Linked DNA regions of Homo sapiens: region 1 is linked to region 2. A link is a loop called in an ENCODE intact Hi-C map of the cell type or tissue named here. Cell type or tissue: PC-9. All regions are shown on one strand. Links, peaks and the distances in the headings refer to the core of each region. The heading gives the core; the rest is flanking DNA. Region 1 holds the start of LOC124901082 (a long non-coding RNA gene). Region 2 overlaps NRG2 (neuregulin 2).

Region 1 (8,321 bases), core at 1-8,000, 550 kb after region 2:
ATTGTTGTGTAAAATAGCACTTACAAAGATAGAAGATAGGAAAGTACCCCCCAGCAAGTTGGAAGTTGGTATAATTCAATGCCCAGGAAGTAAATTGAATTTTATGAGTTGCTATTAAAAGATACCAGTGACACAATATGGTATTGGGCACGGAAGCAGACGTGAACATGCCAGATAGGATTCACGGCCCTAATGCTCTCTCTCTTCTAGCCTTTCGGGGTTCTCTCTCACTAGTTGCAAAGGACTATTTAAATGAAGTCAGGAGAGCTCAGCACGCTTTAGCTCCAGCTGGTTCACTTGGCTTGCCTATTGTCTTATTTTTCTACTGGGTAAAATAGGCCAATACTCTATCCTTAACAAACCTAGCTGGGAACAAGGACCTTGAAAAAGGCAAGGAAGGGTCAGGCGCGGTAGCTTACGCCTGTAATCCCAACACTTTGGGAGGCCAAGGTAGGTGGATCACTTGAGTTCAAGAGTTCGAGACCAGCCTGGCCAACATGGTGAAACCCCATCTCTACTAAAAATACAAAAGTTAGCCAGGCATGGTGGCGGGTGCCTGTAATCCCAGCTACTGAGGATGCTGAGGCAGGAGAATCGCTTGAACCCAGGAAGCAGAGGTTGCAGTGAGCCGAGATCACCCCATTGCACTCCAGTCTGGGTAACAGAGCAAAACTCCATCTCCAAAAAAAAAAGAAAAAGGCAGGGAAGGAGTGTTTGCCATATCCCATACCATGTATTTCTTTTCCAGGAAATATTCATATGTTTTCAAATGTGACAGATGACACTTACTATTACCGTCGACGGCACCGACATGAGAGGACACAGACTCAGAAGGAGGAGGAAGAAGAGAAACCTCAGGTACCTAGGGAGGGAGGAGCACTGCTGCCCATAAACAGTTGTACTTGGCCAACCTTGATGGTACATGGTCAAGTTTTAGAAGTTGAACCTGAGATATGTTGCTTTAGGAAAGATGTGCTTTAGGAAAGCAAAAGCAATGGTTAGAAGAGCTGGAAAATTGGCCTAAATAGGCAGAATGGTATCCCCTCCCTCTGCCCATTCTTGGGTGGCTCTCCCAGAATCTCAGCAATCTGTGGGGCTGACTTCATCAAGGCTTTTTTTTTTTTTTTTTTTTTTTTTTTTTTTTTGAGAGAGGGTCTCACTGTCACTCAGGCCGGAGTACAATAGTAGAAACACAGCTCACTACAGCCTCAAACTCCAGGGCTCAACCAATCCTCCCACCTCAGCCTCTCATGTAGCTGGGACTATAGGTGCGTGCCACCATGCCCAGCTCATTTTTTGTAGAGATTATTTCTCACCATGTTTCCCAGGCTGGTCACAAACTCCTGGGCTCAAGTGATCCTCCTGCCTTGGCTTCCCAAAGTGCTAGGATTACAGGCATGAGCCACCGCTCCGGCTTCATAATTTTCTTGGCTGCAGAAAATAGGAATCCTCTTCAAAATATTTAGAACTAAAGGGGGTTTAAGGTAAGGGATCAAAAGAGTCTCATGAAGCTCAAGGACAAGAAGCACAGCTGGGCCTCATGACAGACAGGAACAAGGAACTGGGATACTGTCAGGCTCCCAAGCAGCTGTGCTCTGCAGGACTCTTTGGGCCCAGATTGTCTCCAGTTTTCCTGCCACTCTTTGCCTCTGTTTTGTTTTCACCAAGCAGCTTTGCTTGTTCTACTTCCCCTTGCAAATAGCCAGTCTACAGTGCCTGAGAGTGTGTGTTCTTCCTTAAAGTGATGACCCAGAAGTGAAGGGTGATGAGTTTCAACCCCAAATTCCTAGGAGAGAAAACGTGATTACCTCTGCCAGAGTTGGATGTCCCCTGAGTCCAATCAGCTGTGGCCAAGCATGATGCTAACCTGGCTCCTAGAGCCCCACTACTGTAAGAGGCACAGTCTGGGCAGGTTTACCTAGAGATGTTTGCTTCATTGGTCTTATTAATGGGGCTGCAGGGGGATTACTGGGTGTCAATCCAGGTTGTTGTTGGACCTCCTTCAGCCTGCTCAGCAGAGAGAGTAAAGGTTATTTGGTATAGATTGAGTATCCCTTATCTGAAGTAAATTGGACCAGTAGTATTTCAGATTTCAGATTTTTTTTTTTTTTTGGATTTTGGAAATTTGCATTATACCATTATATATTTGACAATTCCTAATCTGAAAATCTGAGGCTGGGTGCTATGGCTCACACCTGTAATCCTAACACTTTGGGGGAACTGAGGCAGGAGAATTGCTTGAGCCTAGGAGTTTGAGATTAGCCTGGGCAACATGGCAAGACCTTGTCTCTACAAAAATTTAAAAATTAGCTGGACACGGTGGTGTGCACCTGTGGTCCCAGCTTCTCAGGAGGCTGAGGCGAGAGAATCATCAGAACCCAGGAGGTCAAGGCTGCAGTGAGCCATGTTTGTGTCACTGTACTCTAGCCTGGGTGACAGAGCAAGACCATGTCTCAGAAAAAAAAAAAAAAAGGAAATCCAAAATGCTCCAATGAGCATTTCCTTTAAGTGTCATCCTGGTACTCAAAAAGTTCTAGATTTTGGAGCATTTGTGATTTTGAATTTTCTGATTAGGACTGCCCAACCTGTACTTCTCAGCTGAAAGTACAGCCTTCCCAGAAAAGCCTGGGGCTTTGTGGATCCTCCTATGCAGTGCATTGATAATTTGTTATTTTCTTTGGAGCAACTATCTTATTTTCAATAAGCTTTATATTGATAAAGAACACTTACAGGCCAGGCGCAGTGGCTCACACCTGTAATCCCAGCACTCTGGGAGGCCGAGGTGGGCAGATCACGAGGTCAGGAGATCGAGACCATCCTGGCTGCGGTGAAACCCTGTCTCTACTAAAAATACAAAAACTAAGCCGGGCGTGGTGGCGGGTGCCTGTAGTCCCAGCTACTCGGGAGGCTGAGGCAGGAGAATGGCGTGAACCCGAGAGGCGGAGCTTGCAGTGAGCCGAGATCGCACCACTGCACTCCAGCCTGGGCGACAGAAAAAAAAAAAAGAACACTTACAGCAAGTTTTTATTTTTTTTTCTTTTTCAGACTACATATTCTGCATTTATTCAGCTACTTCCAGTTCTTGTGATTGTGATTATATCTGTCATTACTCAGCTGCTGGCTACTAATCCCCCATATAGTCTGTTCTATAAATCGTAAGTCTGGTATTTCTAAATCTTTCTCAGTAACAGTCTGGGGGTGAAAGACTTGAAGGTTTTGCTGATACATTACTAACATTTCATTTCACCTTTTGCTGTAGAAAACACCGATTTGATGTTTAAAGGAACAGCTGGGTAGTCATGGTGCTGAGACTCAAAAATACTGAGGCAGTCTCCTGTGTGCCTCGGGAAATAGATTGTCTTGTTCTATAGTGACATCATCTGGTCAGCTGCAGAACAGCAGTAACTGGTTTTTGAAGGATCAGTAGAATTTAAGGTTTAGATGAACTCATTATCACACCATGGTAGAGTTAGAAAGACTCTGTTAAGCTGTTGATAGGATTGCTGGACCCTGTGGGTCTCGGAGCATAGTATTAATAATGGGGATCAAGTGATTATTTTCAATTTTTTTGTTTTTGTTGAAAATAGAGAAATTCCTTGTAATGCTTTTTGCGTATAGATTATAAACTCTGATAGGATTTTTAAAAATTTCTTCAATTAATTCTTTCAGTTGATTCAGTTCCCAAAGTTTGGTCCCCAGACCAGCCATCGTCAGCATCAACAGGCAACATGTTAGAAAGGCAGATTCTAGGGCCCCTCCATATCCATTGAATTAGAGGCTCTGGGGGTAGGACCAGAAGTCTGAGTTTTAAAAAACCCTCTAGATTATTCTGGTCCACACTGAAGTTTGAGAATCACTAGATTATCTTTTTTGTTAATAATGAATAATAAATTATTATTCATTATTATAATTTAGTGGGAAAAAAACCTTTTAAAAGTAGAATTTATTAGACAATATATAACAGGAAGAGTCTTTGTCAGTGATCACTGTAGACAAGACCATCATTCCAGGTCAATCCAGGTCAGTATTTCCTTTTTTGTTTGTTTTTGTTTTTTGAGACAGAGTCTCACTCTGTCGCCTGGGCTGGAGTGCAGTGGTGCAATCTGGGCTCACTTCAACCTCCACATCCCTGGTTCAAGGAATTCATGTGCCTCAGCCTCCTGAGTAGCTGGAATTACAGGCGGCACGCACCACCACACCCGGATAATTTTTATATTTTAGTAGAGACAGGGTTTCACTATGTTGGCCAGGCTGGTCTCAAACTCCTAACCTCAGGTGATCTGCCCACCTTGGCCTCCCAAAGTGCTGGGATTACAGGCATGAGCCATCGCGCCCGGCTAGTATTTTCCTTTTACAGAGAGCGAAGCTGAGGCTGAAAGAGAGGTTTCTTTTTATTGTTTTTGTTTTCGAAGCAGTCTTGCTCTGTCACCCAGGCTCCCAGGCTGAAGTGCAGTGGTGCAATCTTGGCTCACTGTAATCCCCTTCTCCCAGGTTCAAGCGATTCTCATGCCTCAGCCTCCTGAGTAGCTGGGATTATAAGCATGTGCCACCACACCTGGCTAATTTTTGTATTTTTTAGTAGAGACTGGGTTTCACCATGTTGGCTGGGCTGGTCTCGAACGCCTGACCTCCACCTTTCTTGGCCTCCCAAAGTGCTGGGATTACCGTCATGAGCCACTGCACCTAGCCTTCATAGAGAGGTTTTTGCCATCAGGCCACACTGGCCTGATTCCCTCTGTTTCCCAGCTTCTCATGTTTTTCCATATGGCACTTTAGCTTTCTTTCTTGTGAGGCCAGCGGGGTAAGCACGGACCTGCTCTGTAAGCTCCCCCAAAACCTTAGAGTGAGGGGAGAGCAGTCATGGCTTCAGCTCTTACTCTAATTAGAGAGGATCAAAGGAGAGGGCCGGAAAAAGGCCAAATAAAATATAGCCCCTTTAATGTAGAATTTGTCCAGTTTGAAGAAAACCATTTCTGTCACATTGTTTTAACTTGAGTTTGAGGTCCCTTCTATGTTTCCTTATGGTTAGAATTAGTCAGCTCAGTACTCTTATTAATGTTGCTAAGCACCAGATACCTTTGGATGTCTTGGACCCACAGAGAGTTAGCTCTAAAGCATCATTGAAATCTTTTGTCTGAGTTTCTTGCAGTTCTCAGTTAGCAGCTATGTGCGAAGTACTTTTTATCATGTCCAAAATATTGCTTCTAGGTTGGTGTGAGCTATCTGTTTTTTTTGTAAATAATTTGCTATATAACATAATCAGTTCATTCAACCAGCATTTATAATAGCCTACTCTGTCAGGTACCATACTAGATCCTACACAACGTAAAAATTGTTTGTTTTAAGCATTCAGCATTCTACTTTTAGCACAGAGAGCAGTATAAGAGAGGTGAGTCCTTTAAGAGAATAAACTATGCTGAAGCTGAATTCATAGTATGAACTTGCTTACATAATACAATTATGATGATGTTATACTTACAACTTTGCTAGGGAAATAAGAAGTGTTGGGTATATTAGAAAATGATATCTGCCTCTGCTCTATGAGCAGATGATGATGATGATATCTGTGAGGGCAGTGCTAAGAGTAATATTGCCAAATATTATGAGCTCACATGAGCCTCTCTCTCCTTGTTTCAGGACCTTGGGCTACACCATTTCTAGAGAAACTCAGAACCTGCAGGTGCCTTACTTTGTGGATAAAAACTTTGACAAGGCCTACAGAGGAGCTTCTCTGCATGACTTGGAGAAAACAATAGAGAAGGATTACATTGATTATATCCAGACTAGTTGTTGGAAGGAGAAACAACAAAGTAAGATACTGTAAAAGGGGCATTAGCTGGTGGCTGTGGTTCCCAGCAGGAGGCACCCCCAGCCTCCTGATCCCTCCTCTCTTCTTGTTTGAGGCTACGCATGTTTATGTGAACAGAGTCAGAGGACAAAGGCCATTCAGGATACTATAAAAAAGTAGGGGAAATTTATTGACAGGATACATGTGGCCAGGACTTGGAAATCTTAGGAATTTAGGCGGCACTAGTCACCTGTCTGTATGTCTGTCTCTCTTTGAGTCTCTACCTCTCTCTGCCAATCTGCCCCCTCTCCTCTCCCCACCAGCTGCCTTCCTTTCTTTCTTCCAGCTTCCCTTTTGCATAACCTTGTTTGCCATGGTTTACAGTGGTTGCCACCCTGCTTATCACTCTCTCAAATTCCCCAGTCTCACCAGTCAGTGCCCCTTTCTGCAGCACACACGTCTGTAAGTTCTTGGTGCTCGCTGATTTGGTCCACAGTTTCCCAATTCCACACTCCCTAGAGGGAAATCTGATCGAGCCAGCCTAACTTTTTGAAACAGAACAAAGGTTTAGAGGTTTCTGGTATGGAATGAGGTGTCCCCTACCCTCACCTCCAGCTGGTTGTGGCCACACAGAACAAAAGCGACCCCTTGGGTCTGCCCCTTTGGGTGTGGCAGGCCTTCCCCCCTATTTCCCTCTCTGGAGACAGTGGGGATGATAGCATCTGCCACTGGCTTACAGCTCCAGCAAGTGTTACTAGGAGTGTCTGCAGCAGGGGTAGCCCCGTCTCAGCCAACAGCTTCACCTTTGGTCCCACTTGAATTCTACACACACATACCGCGTTAGTGACTGTGTCTTCTAAAACTTGGTTTTGATTATTTTTATTTTCTTTTTTATTTTTCAGGAGGTACCCTTTTAACTGAAGTTTTGGCTCATGTTTAAAAAGCAAATTCTGACTCATTTCTAAAGCCTTATTACTGAGTATCATTAAATACCTAATGGAGTCTGATAAAATTAGCTCTTCAGTCACAGTGCTGCTAAGCCCTCATTGACCATCACACACTCCCAACCCCGCCCTCAAGTTAAGCTCTCCTTCCTCTGTGTTCTTAAAGCACTTTGTTCAGCCTGCTAACATAGTACCAATCACACAGTGTTAGAGTTCCAGGGATATATGTCAGTCTCCCCTGCAAGACTATGGACTGTCTGGGAATAAGAACTTGGTCTTACTAATTTTGTGTCCCAGGGTTCTGGCACAGTCCTTGCTTCAGAACAAGTGCTCAACAAATGTCTTTTGAAGAGAGGATTCTCAGGAGTAGAAAACAATGAAAATGCTGAGGATTGTGAATAACAACAGCAGGGTTAGTGTCCTAGCTCACCCTTAGGGACCTGGTCTCTGCCCCCTATTTCTGTACGGCAAAGTCCTAATGTTCTCTCAAGGTGCATTAGGAAGTTGGTGAGCAATGACTCTGGGATATAAGAGGAAATTAAACAGGAAGAGGAAATTCCAATTTATTGAAAAACACTGAGGATTCAGGAAATACTCTACCCCATTGCTAAACTAGATTTTACAAGAATCAAAAATCAGGAAAGAATTTTAGAGCAGGATAAAGGCCTCATATTAAAAGGCAGTATATAGGCCAGGCATGGTAGCTCATGCCTATAGTCCTAGCACTTTGGGAGGCCGAGGCAGGAGGATCACTTGAGTCCAGGAGTTTGAGACCAGCCTGGGAACCCCATCTCTAGAAAAAGTATAAAAATAAGCCAGGTGTGGCAGCACATGCCTGTGGTTTCAGCTACTCAGGAGGTCGAGCCTGGGAGATCAAGGCTGCAGTGAGCTGTGATCACTCCACTGCACTCCAGCCTGGGCCACAGAGCGAGATCCTGTCTCAATAAAAAGGCAGTATATACATGGATCCAAATCAGGTGAAAGCCAGTGTATGTCCTGAAAATCCCCATTGTCTGGGTCCTGGGAGGGCTTTGACTTTGTTGCTTTCTGCAAGAACTGGATGAAAATCTGCATTTCACATTCTTCAAACACCCGCCTGCCCCACATCTTCCTCTGTGGCAGTAAGATGCTGGAATTATACAAAGAGCTCATGGTAAGGATTGCACCAGAGGTAGTTTCTCAGCTTTTGTCCCCATCCCCATGAGGCCTAGTTCAGAGCTTCGGCACTCTCCAGGTATAAATAAAAATCCAGTGAGTGGCCAGGTGTGGTGGCTCATGCCTGTAATCCCAGCACTTTGGGAGGCCAAGGAGGATGGATCACCTGAGGTCCGGAGTTCGAGACCAACCTGGCCAACATGGCGAAACCCCTTCTCTACTAAAAATACAAAAATTAGCTGGGTGTGGTGGTGCGCACCTGTAATTCCAGCTACTTGGGAGGCTGAGGCAGGAGAATCTCTTGAACCCGGGAGGCGGAGGTTGCAGTCTGCTGAGATCGTGCCACTGCACTTCAGCCTGGGTGACAGAGCGAGACTCCATCTAAAAAAAAAAAAAAAAAAAAAAAATCCAGTGAGTAAGCATGATGCGTGTAC
Region 2 (8,329 bases), core at 261-8,260:
GGAGTAAATTCTTCCAGAACTGTCACTGTGTAGAAAAACTCTTTTAAAAATGGGATCATACTATACCTACTCTTTCATAACCTGCCCCATGTTTCATTTAAAAGTATGTGAGGCCGCGTTGTGAGGGCAATCACGACAGCTGTCTACGAACCAGGAAATGGGCCCTCACCAGACACTGAATCTGTCAGAATCTTTATCTTGAACTTTTGGCTTCCAGAATTGTGATAAATAAATACTTGCTGCTTAAGCCAAAATAAAATACAAGTATATGAGGAACATTAGCAAGACGCGGTGGCTCACACCTGTAATCCTAGCATTTTGGGAGGCAGAGGCAGGAGGATTGTTTGAGCTCAGGAGTTTGAGACCAGTGTGGGCAACATGGAGAAACCCCATCTCTACAAAAAACACAAAAATTAGCCAGGGGTGTAGGCACATGCCTGTAGTCCCGGCTACTTGGGAGGCTGAGGTGGGAGGATCACCTGAGCCCAAGAGGTGCAGCTGAGCTGCAGTGAGCTGTGATCGTGCCACTGTACTCCAGCCCAGGCAACGGAGTGAGACCTCGTCTCAAAAAAAAAGTATATGAGGATATAAGGAAGGAACATCTTTCTGTGATAACAGCTGTGTTTTTATGCTATCATTTTTAAAGGTCACATGGTATTTCATTATATAAATACAACCATAATTTATTTTATCAATTATTTATTATTAGAAATTTAGTTTATTTTTAATTTTTTATTATGCCAGTTGCACTTCCAGATAAAGGGCTTTTTTTTTTTTTTTTTTTTGCATATTCTTACTTCTTTAGGATGCATTCCCAGATGGAACTAAAGAGACTAAAGATATGTATGTTATAAGGCTTTTGATACTTATTGCCAAGTTCAGAAAGATTGTGTCAATTTATGCTTCACTACCAGTATGTGACTACTAATTTCTGCACACACTCACCAATGTTCTTTTCACTTTTACATATCTGATATGCAAAACGTTATTTCATTTTAATTTACTTTGATTATGATTTAGGTTAACATTTTAATAAGCTTATTAGCATCTTATGTTTCTTTTATGTCTTTGCCCATTTTTCTGTTGAGGTATTTATCTTTTTCATATTGTTACAAGGTTCCTTATATATCTAGGGTATTAATCTTTATTTTGATAAATGCTGTATAGAGTTTTTCAGCTTATTGTTTGCCTTTAGTAGTTTTGTGCCATTCTTTTTTGGAGACAGAGTCTCGCTCTGTCACCCAGGCTGAAGTGCAGTAGTGCAATCTCGGCTCACTGTGACCTCTGCCTCCTGGGTTCGAGCGATTTTCCTGCCTCAGCCTCCCGAGTAGCTGGGATTACAGGCGTACGCCACATACCCAGCTAATTTTTGTATTTTTAGTAGAAACGGGGTTTCACTATGTTGGCCAGGCTGGTCTTGGACTCCTGACCTCAAGTGATCCGCCCACCTCGGCCTCCCAAAGTGCTGGGATTACAGGTGTGAGCCACCGTGCCCAGTTTATGACATTCTTTAATACAGAGGATTTATATTTTTTAATATGGTAAACATTATCAGTATTTCTTTTTGGTCTACTTCTTGATTCATTCTTAGAAAGACTCTTCTATTCCTCCTGTGTGACATAAACATCTACCTAAATGTCCTAGTGTTTTATTTAACATTTAGGTCTCTTAACCATCTATAATTTATTTTTGTGTATTATAGGCCTAGTGTTTTAAAATTTTAGTTAACTTGTTATTCCAGTATCATTGTTGGACAGTCCATTCTTTTTGTTTTAATACAAAATGTCACTTAACATTCTACATGTATCTATAATATTACATTTTATATACGCACTGGTCCTGTTAATAAAGCCTTTGTTCAACACCTGCAATTGTTTCTTGGCTTTATATTATGTTCCACTGATTGATCTATTCTGGTACCTGAACATCATTTTTAAAATTATTGTAGCTTTATAATACATTTTCGTATCTGGCAGTGCACGTTCTCTTTTTTTGTTCTTCTTTATCAGTATTTTTCTTGGCTATTCTACGTTTATTCTTCTAGATAAATTTGAGAATCAATTATGCCCTTGGGTTTTTTAGTTTGGAATGCTGTTAAATGTAGAGGTTACCTTGGGGAGATATGTTGTAAAGTACTACATTTTTACTTTCATTTATTCCTTTTTGTTTGTTTGTTTCCTTTAATAGAGCTAGAGCATAATTTTCTATTGATAGATCCTGCACGTTTCTTACTAACTTTAGTCCTATCATTGTATGTTTTATTGATATTACTAATGGGATGGTATTTTCATTATATTTTCTAATTGCATATTGCTCATGCACTTGAGAATGCTTGATTTTTTTTACATTTGTTTTGTAACTGGAAGGCAAGCATGCTGTCTTCTGGTTTTTCCTTTTGTGGGTTTGGGCCAAAGGCATGTTTGACCTATTTTGAGGCCATTTAATTTCCTTCTGGGTCTGGGCCACAGCTCCTCCCCGCAATTCCTTGCCATTGTGAAAGGAGTTTGGGTGAAGAATGGTGGGCACAATCAACTCCTTGTTGGCTGCCCCCTAAGGACAGATGTGTTGCAAAGCAAATGCCTACCTAGTTCTTTCCCTACTCCAACCCCAGCTGTTTGGATGCCAGGAAGATGACTTACCGTCTAGTGGAAAATAGGCCCATGAATCAAAGCTGACACAGGCAGAGTGATCGTGGAGGAGCTAGGGTGTTAAAATGAAATTGATGCCAACCCTGGGGGCTCTCAGGGAAACTTTAAGGGCCTACATGTGTCATCAGCTTGGTCTCTGGGCTGGCTGAATGCATCTGACTGAGGTAGTCCTTTACTATGGCCCAGAGGCAGAGCTAGATCTGCTTCTTTTCTCCCCATGTTGGGGAAACTGAGGTTGAGCAAACAGGATAGTCTCCAGGATGGTGGTGTTGTCACTGTGTTCCCTTCTAAGAAGGATGGAGATTCATTAACTTTCAAAGCTCAAGGGGAAAAAATAAAAAAAAAAGAAAAACTGGTTATGGAGACTGGCCTCATTTTCAAGTCTGAAGCAAACGCATGTTTGGAAAGGTTTCATGGATAGTGCTAACTAAGGATTCCCAGCAGGTTTTACACATTCTACTTTGGTGGAATGTAAAGATTAGCACTGCCTTTTCTGTCTGATTTTTAGCACTTGGGGTTATATCCCAGTCATGAGCACTCTCTCAGCTTTCCTGCCTTCCCACTGCTTCCTACCACAGGCCACTTCTTCTCTTCTTTGCTCTCTGGTCTTTCATGCACAGGTTGCATGCTAGAGGAGAAGATGGTCCCAGAGGTACCCTGAAAAAGGAGATAAGCTCATCAGGGGATAGCAGGGCTGGAATAGTTAGAGAGAAACATGGAGGGATAAAGGATGTTGGTGGGAGTGGTGGACACAGAGGGTCAGAGTGCAGGGTAGAACTTAGAAGCCAAGTAGTCAGCCCAAATTAGCCTTGCCTGCATCTTCTAGTGGCTCACTCTTGAGGGCCCCTCCAGTGGAGGTGGGGATGTTGCTCTAGTCTTGGTGGTCCTATGAAGCCTACCTCCTTATCATGTGAGGTTTTATCAACCTGACTTGAAAGCTCTGATCCTGTACCCAGACCTTATCCATTGGCCAGACCAGTTCATTTTCTCTACTCCTTTCCTTTTATCCTTAGAACCAAATGAATATCCAGGTTGTTGTTCAAGTGCTCTAAAGAAGGAAACACCACCATCTTGGTTGATGTTTTACTCCAGTGTTTTGGACCATCTTGTTCCCAGAATGTTCTATTTTATAGCTATCTTAGGCCTTCTTGTAATACAAAACCATTATCCTGTGGCATGAATTGGAGAATGTGGAGAATAGTCAGACATCTTTTTTCTGTATAGCCCTTTAGGGACTTCTAAAGGTTATTCGGTTTGTCTTTGAACTTTTGCCAGCACAATGAAGTAAAAATAATACTTGTAAAGTGAGGGGCACAATGCCTGGCACATAGTAAAATGACATTCATTGTTTTTATTGCTTTATTTATATTATTCTTAGGCGATGATAGCACACTCCATTTGCAATATTATTTAAGTTCATATGTCAATGGGAGGCATGGAATTGTTCCAGTAAGGACGGGAAAGGCACATAGTGTTTCCCTTGCCCTTCCTGTTTGAGAGGTGAATGCAGTGTAAGCCAAAGGTCATCATCTATTATTTGGGGTGGAACTAGAAGCTAGAGGGCTCACTACTCCACTAAACTCTAAAATACTTGAGGGCAAGAGTTGTGTCTTATTTGTCTCTGAAATCTCTGGAGCTGAGCATAGAGTTGATTCAATAAACATTGGTAAAGGAAGGTAAGGAGACAGGGATAAGCTGGTGTGGCATCTCAGCATTGCAGGAGACACTAAGATCCCTGTACAAAAACTGTCCCTCTAACATGTCTGCCAAACTAGAGATCCTGCCTTGCTTGAACGCACCTGTTGCCTGATAACTCACTCCTTTTGAAGGCTGCCAGTGAGGTCAGCTCTAATTGGTAGAAACGCTCCTTTCATGGAGGCAGAATCTGCTTTGCCTTGACTTTTACCTGTTAGCCTTATGTCTGTCCCTCTGAGCTACACAAAATAAATTTAGTCTTTCTTCCAGATAACAGCCCTATAGATATTTCAAGATAGCTATTATTTCTTATTTCCTTTTGCCAAATCTAGAACTTGCTTCAGAAAAGCTTCAGGAAACTGTGTCAGAGTCATAACAAGTTATTAAAAGCCAGATATGTTGGCCTTAATCTTGGCGGGTTAAATTAGAATGGCCCTTTCCTAGCACTGGCTCAGGGCCAGAGTCTGCTTCTTGGGTCAGAAGAATATGGCAAGGCCTCTGAGCCCTAGAACACTATATCCTTCATGTTCTAGGCTAGGACTGTGGGCTGCCACGCGGCTGGGCTGATTGCAAGCGCCGGAACCCTCTGCCGGCAGCTTTCCACCAGGTGGCGGGGCATTACCTGCCTGAACGCGGACCCGCGCACCTTCCTCATCTCTCCACCAGGTGGCAGGGCAGGCTGCGTCTCAGCTCCTGCACCGGCCTCGGAGTGCCCTCTCCTCCTGGGCTGAGGCTGGGAGGAAAGCTGTAGGGGCTTTGGAAAGGTCTGCTGCCTTCCCCAGTGAGGACCAGCGGATGCCTCTGCTGCCCTGTGCGGGTGATGGAGCTGGGTTCTTGCTGGGCTTGCTGAGTCCTGGGCAGCCTGTCCAATAATATGCCGTTGCTTGTTGGAGTAGTGTCCAGAACACAGCCTGTTGGGAGCCAGCCCTCAGTGAAAGGCCGCCGAACGGAGAGCTCCCAGTGTGGACAGCTGGCGCTGCCGCTCAGGAGCTACCCCTCTGCCCTTCCCAGCCCTCCTTCCTCCTTCCAGTCCCCTGCAGGCGTGGAGGAAGGTGCTGCTGTCTCTCTGACCCATCCCCTTTGGCGAGGATCGACCAGGTTCCTCGCCTCACACAAACAAGATGAAGTCCAGGCTTGCAGAGTCAGAAAAAATTCTGGTCTACAGGCCTCTTCTCTATAGGGAGGATGTTCCAATCCTGCCCTGCTCCTAAACTAGGCCCCCTTGAGGCTCCGGGTTCTGGCCTTCTGCGCCCTACCCTCACGCAGGCCCTCTCAGCTCCGGGCCCACCACGGAGGCCCGTTCTTTCTGTGGTCGGCCTCATCAGCTGCCTCCGGCTTGTCACTTCCACATCTTCCCTTCTCACCCCTTCTCAGCCGGGCGGGCAGGCATGGTGATTCTGGGCCCAGCCTCGGTATTTCATTGGGACGGGACTATCGGAGAGTGGGAAGGCCTGACTTGAGCTGCCAGTGCCTGCTAGGAAAGCAGAAGCTGTTTCCCTCAGAGGCCTTGGGGGTCAGCATGGCCTCCTCCCCCTGGAATGAAACTCTGGAAGGGGCTTGAGTAAGCATGCAGTCCTGTTCTCCATTTATTTATTTATTTATTTATTTATTTATTTATTTATTTTTATGTTTTATTTTTTGGGACAGAGTCTAGCTCTGTTGCCCAGGCTGGAGTGCAGTGGTGCGATCTCAGCTCACTGCAACCTCTGCCTCCCAGATTCAAGGGATTCTCCTGCCTCAGCCTCCTGAGTAGCTGGGACTACAGGCGCCCGCCACCACGCCTGGCTAATTTTTGTATTTTCAATAGAGATGGGGTTTCACCATGTTGGCCAGAATGGTCTCGATCTCCCACCCGCCTCGGCCTCCCAGAGTGCTAGGATTACAGGCAAGAGCCATTGTGCCCGGCCCTGTTCTCCTTTCATAGGTAAGAAAATCAAGACCCAAGGTTAAAGGAGTCTTGAGGGCTCTGACTAGAGCCCAGGCATTCTACATCTCTGATGAGGCCTTGCATCTGAGGGATCTTCAGTTACCAGCCTCTCCTTAGAAGTGTCTCTGCTTTTCTTCCCACCTGGCCACCAACTGCCCTCTCGTGGGCCCACCTTGTGCACGGCAGCAGCGTCTTCATCAGCTTTTGTTGTCTGGTACATTTGGCCACCTGTGGCCTTTGTTGGGCTGCAGGATGAGGAAAGAGGAAAAGGACACTTGTCCTTCAGTACGGAGACTCTGTTGCGGAGGAGGTATGTGTGTCCTGAGAATGTCTGAGTGGGTTTTCTATTCCTCTGCCCAAGAGGAGTACTTGTTGGACATCTACCTTGTACCCAGGGCTGAGTGGGATACAAGGTAATAGTCCCTGGAGTGAAGGTCCTTATAATCTAGGCATGAGGTTGACTCTAAATAGCTTTCTTGAATCCCATGATCCCTGGCCCCAGCACCGGCCATTGCCTCCTCTTCCTTTCCAGCCACTCCCGTTGACCCTATCCCCGTGGGCTATGCAGTGTGGAGACTCCTCACATGTGATTCCCACATGACTGGCATCTCAGGTCTCCTGCAATCCCCTGGGTGTTATATCTCGGAGCAAGGGGCAAATAAGTTCTATTGATGTGGAGCCACTGGGGGAGGCTGGGGGCCTGCATGACCCCTGTTTCCTCCCAGGCCTTTTTTTGAGCAGTTCCTGTAAGCTCCTTCCCATCCATTAGAGATAGGAGAAGCCTCACTAGCCTTCTGCATGAGCAGGTATGCTCTGAGCTTGCTTTTCTGTGCACTTAGGGAAGCTTCTAAATCACAAGCTTAGATTCTTTTACCTTTCTGTTTGTAGCCCATCAGCAGCTCACCACACAGTTTCCCAGGCCCTCCAGGTCCTCCTGCTTGCATTTCCAACTCTCTCTCTCAGCCTCTCCTCATCACCCCTGACCATGCCAAACTTCCCTTTTCTCCTTTTTTAAGTCGCATATGCTCTCATTTCTAAACTCTTGCATATACTAACCTCTTTTTGTGAAATCTTCTTTTCTTCCCTCTTTCCTCCTCCAGTCTTTGCTGCTAGTTCACACCACCCCTAAGAGCTCATCTTAGAATGTCCCTCCTCTGGGAAAGCTTCCCAGCTCCCAAGAGTAGGGTGGGTCCTCTGATCTTACCTCTGATGGTGCTTGTCAGACTGAATTGTAGTCATTTGTTTCTTAATATCCCTTCCTTACCAAAGTCATACCTCCGTAAGGGAAGGGGCCAGTGGTTTTGTTTATTTGTTTCGTGGAGGGATCCTCACATTCCAGTGCAGTACCTGTCGCGTAAGTGCTCAGATTAGACTTGTACAATGTGGTATGAATGCATGGGTGGGAGAGCTGGTGGGCCTTCCTTGAAGAACTTCCTGCCATCTCTGATCTGGATTCTCTGGGTGTTTAGGTGCATCACTCCTGTGTTTCGTTGGCAATGGAGCATAGTGCACCGAGGTTCTCTGGACAGAGACCATTCATTGGTTCAGTAAATATTACTGAGTCCCTGCTATGTGCCAGGCACCACACTGACACTGGGGATACCATAGTAAATAAGCGAGACATGGTCCCTAAACTCATGGGGCTTATAGCCTAGTGGAGGAAACAAATAATAAGTAAGCAAATATAAAAAAAAAATTAGAAATTGTGAAAAGTCCTAGGAAGAAAATGAATAGGCTGATATAGGGCAATATGAGAGACTGGTAGGAGGGACCTTGCCCACAATCCCCTCTCCCCCTGGCTAGCACACCTCTCCCTCTGCAAAGGCTGTGAGCCCCACATCCATACCTCTGCTGGCTTTACCTCACAGTCACATCCTGACCTTGGCAAGAGTTGTACTAGTGAGCACTCCTGACAGCTCTTCCTTTTAGCACTGTCTGCAATTGGGGTGACGGTCTCTACCAGACTGGGAAGGAGATATATCTTGGCAGAAAGTATAGCCCTGTGCTTTGCTGCTCATAGGAAGGCCTTCAGGAGGGCCAGGATTCATCAGCAGAAGTG

Evidence for each region. Peaks named below come from ENCODE experiments on the same cell type or tissue, not always from the same donor. Only the 100,000 strongest peaks of a DNase experiment are listed, where the experiment ranks them.
Region 1: it touches region 2 in a loop (17-fold over the local background); 2 of 110 quality-filtered maps call a loop at or near these places.

Annotation. Positions count from the first base shown.
Region 1 is chr5:139,417,542-139,425,862 of GRCh38, reverse strand. It overlaps DNAJC18 (DnaJ heat shock protein family (Hsp40) member C18), which reads left to right. Exons shown (of 8, transcript NM_152686.4): 5 at 749-858; 6 at 3,046-3,155; 7 at 5,638-5,810. It overlaps LOC124901082 (a long non-coding RNA gene), which reads right to left and starts at 8,268. Exons shown (of 2, transcript XR_007058960.1): 1 at 8,147-8,268; 2 at 7,271-7,861. RefSeq lists a silencer at 3,352-3,501 and an enhancer at 5,527-6,032. In PC-9, for the core only: CTCF peaks have their summits at 3,181 and 3,386; a DNase peak (open chromatin) is centred at 3,352.
Region 2 is chr5:139,965,613-139,973,941 of GRCh38, reverse strand. The region is part of intron 1 of NRG2 (neuregulin 2); the gene reads left to right. Among named protein-coding and RNA genes, the nearest start is that of NRG2, 74 kb to the left of the region's middle. RefSeq lists an enhancer at 4,826-4,875. In PC-9, for the core only: CTCF peaks have their summits at 4,777 and 4,987 (motif pointing right); a DNase peak (open chromatin) is centred at 4,981.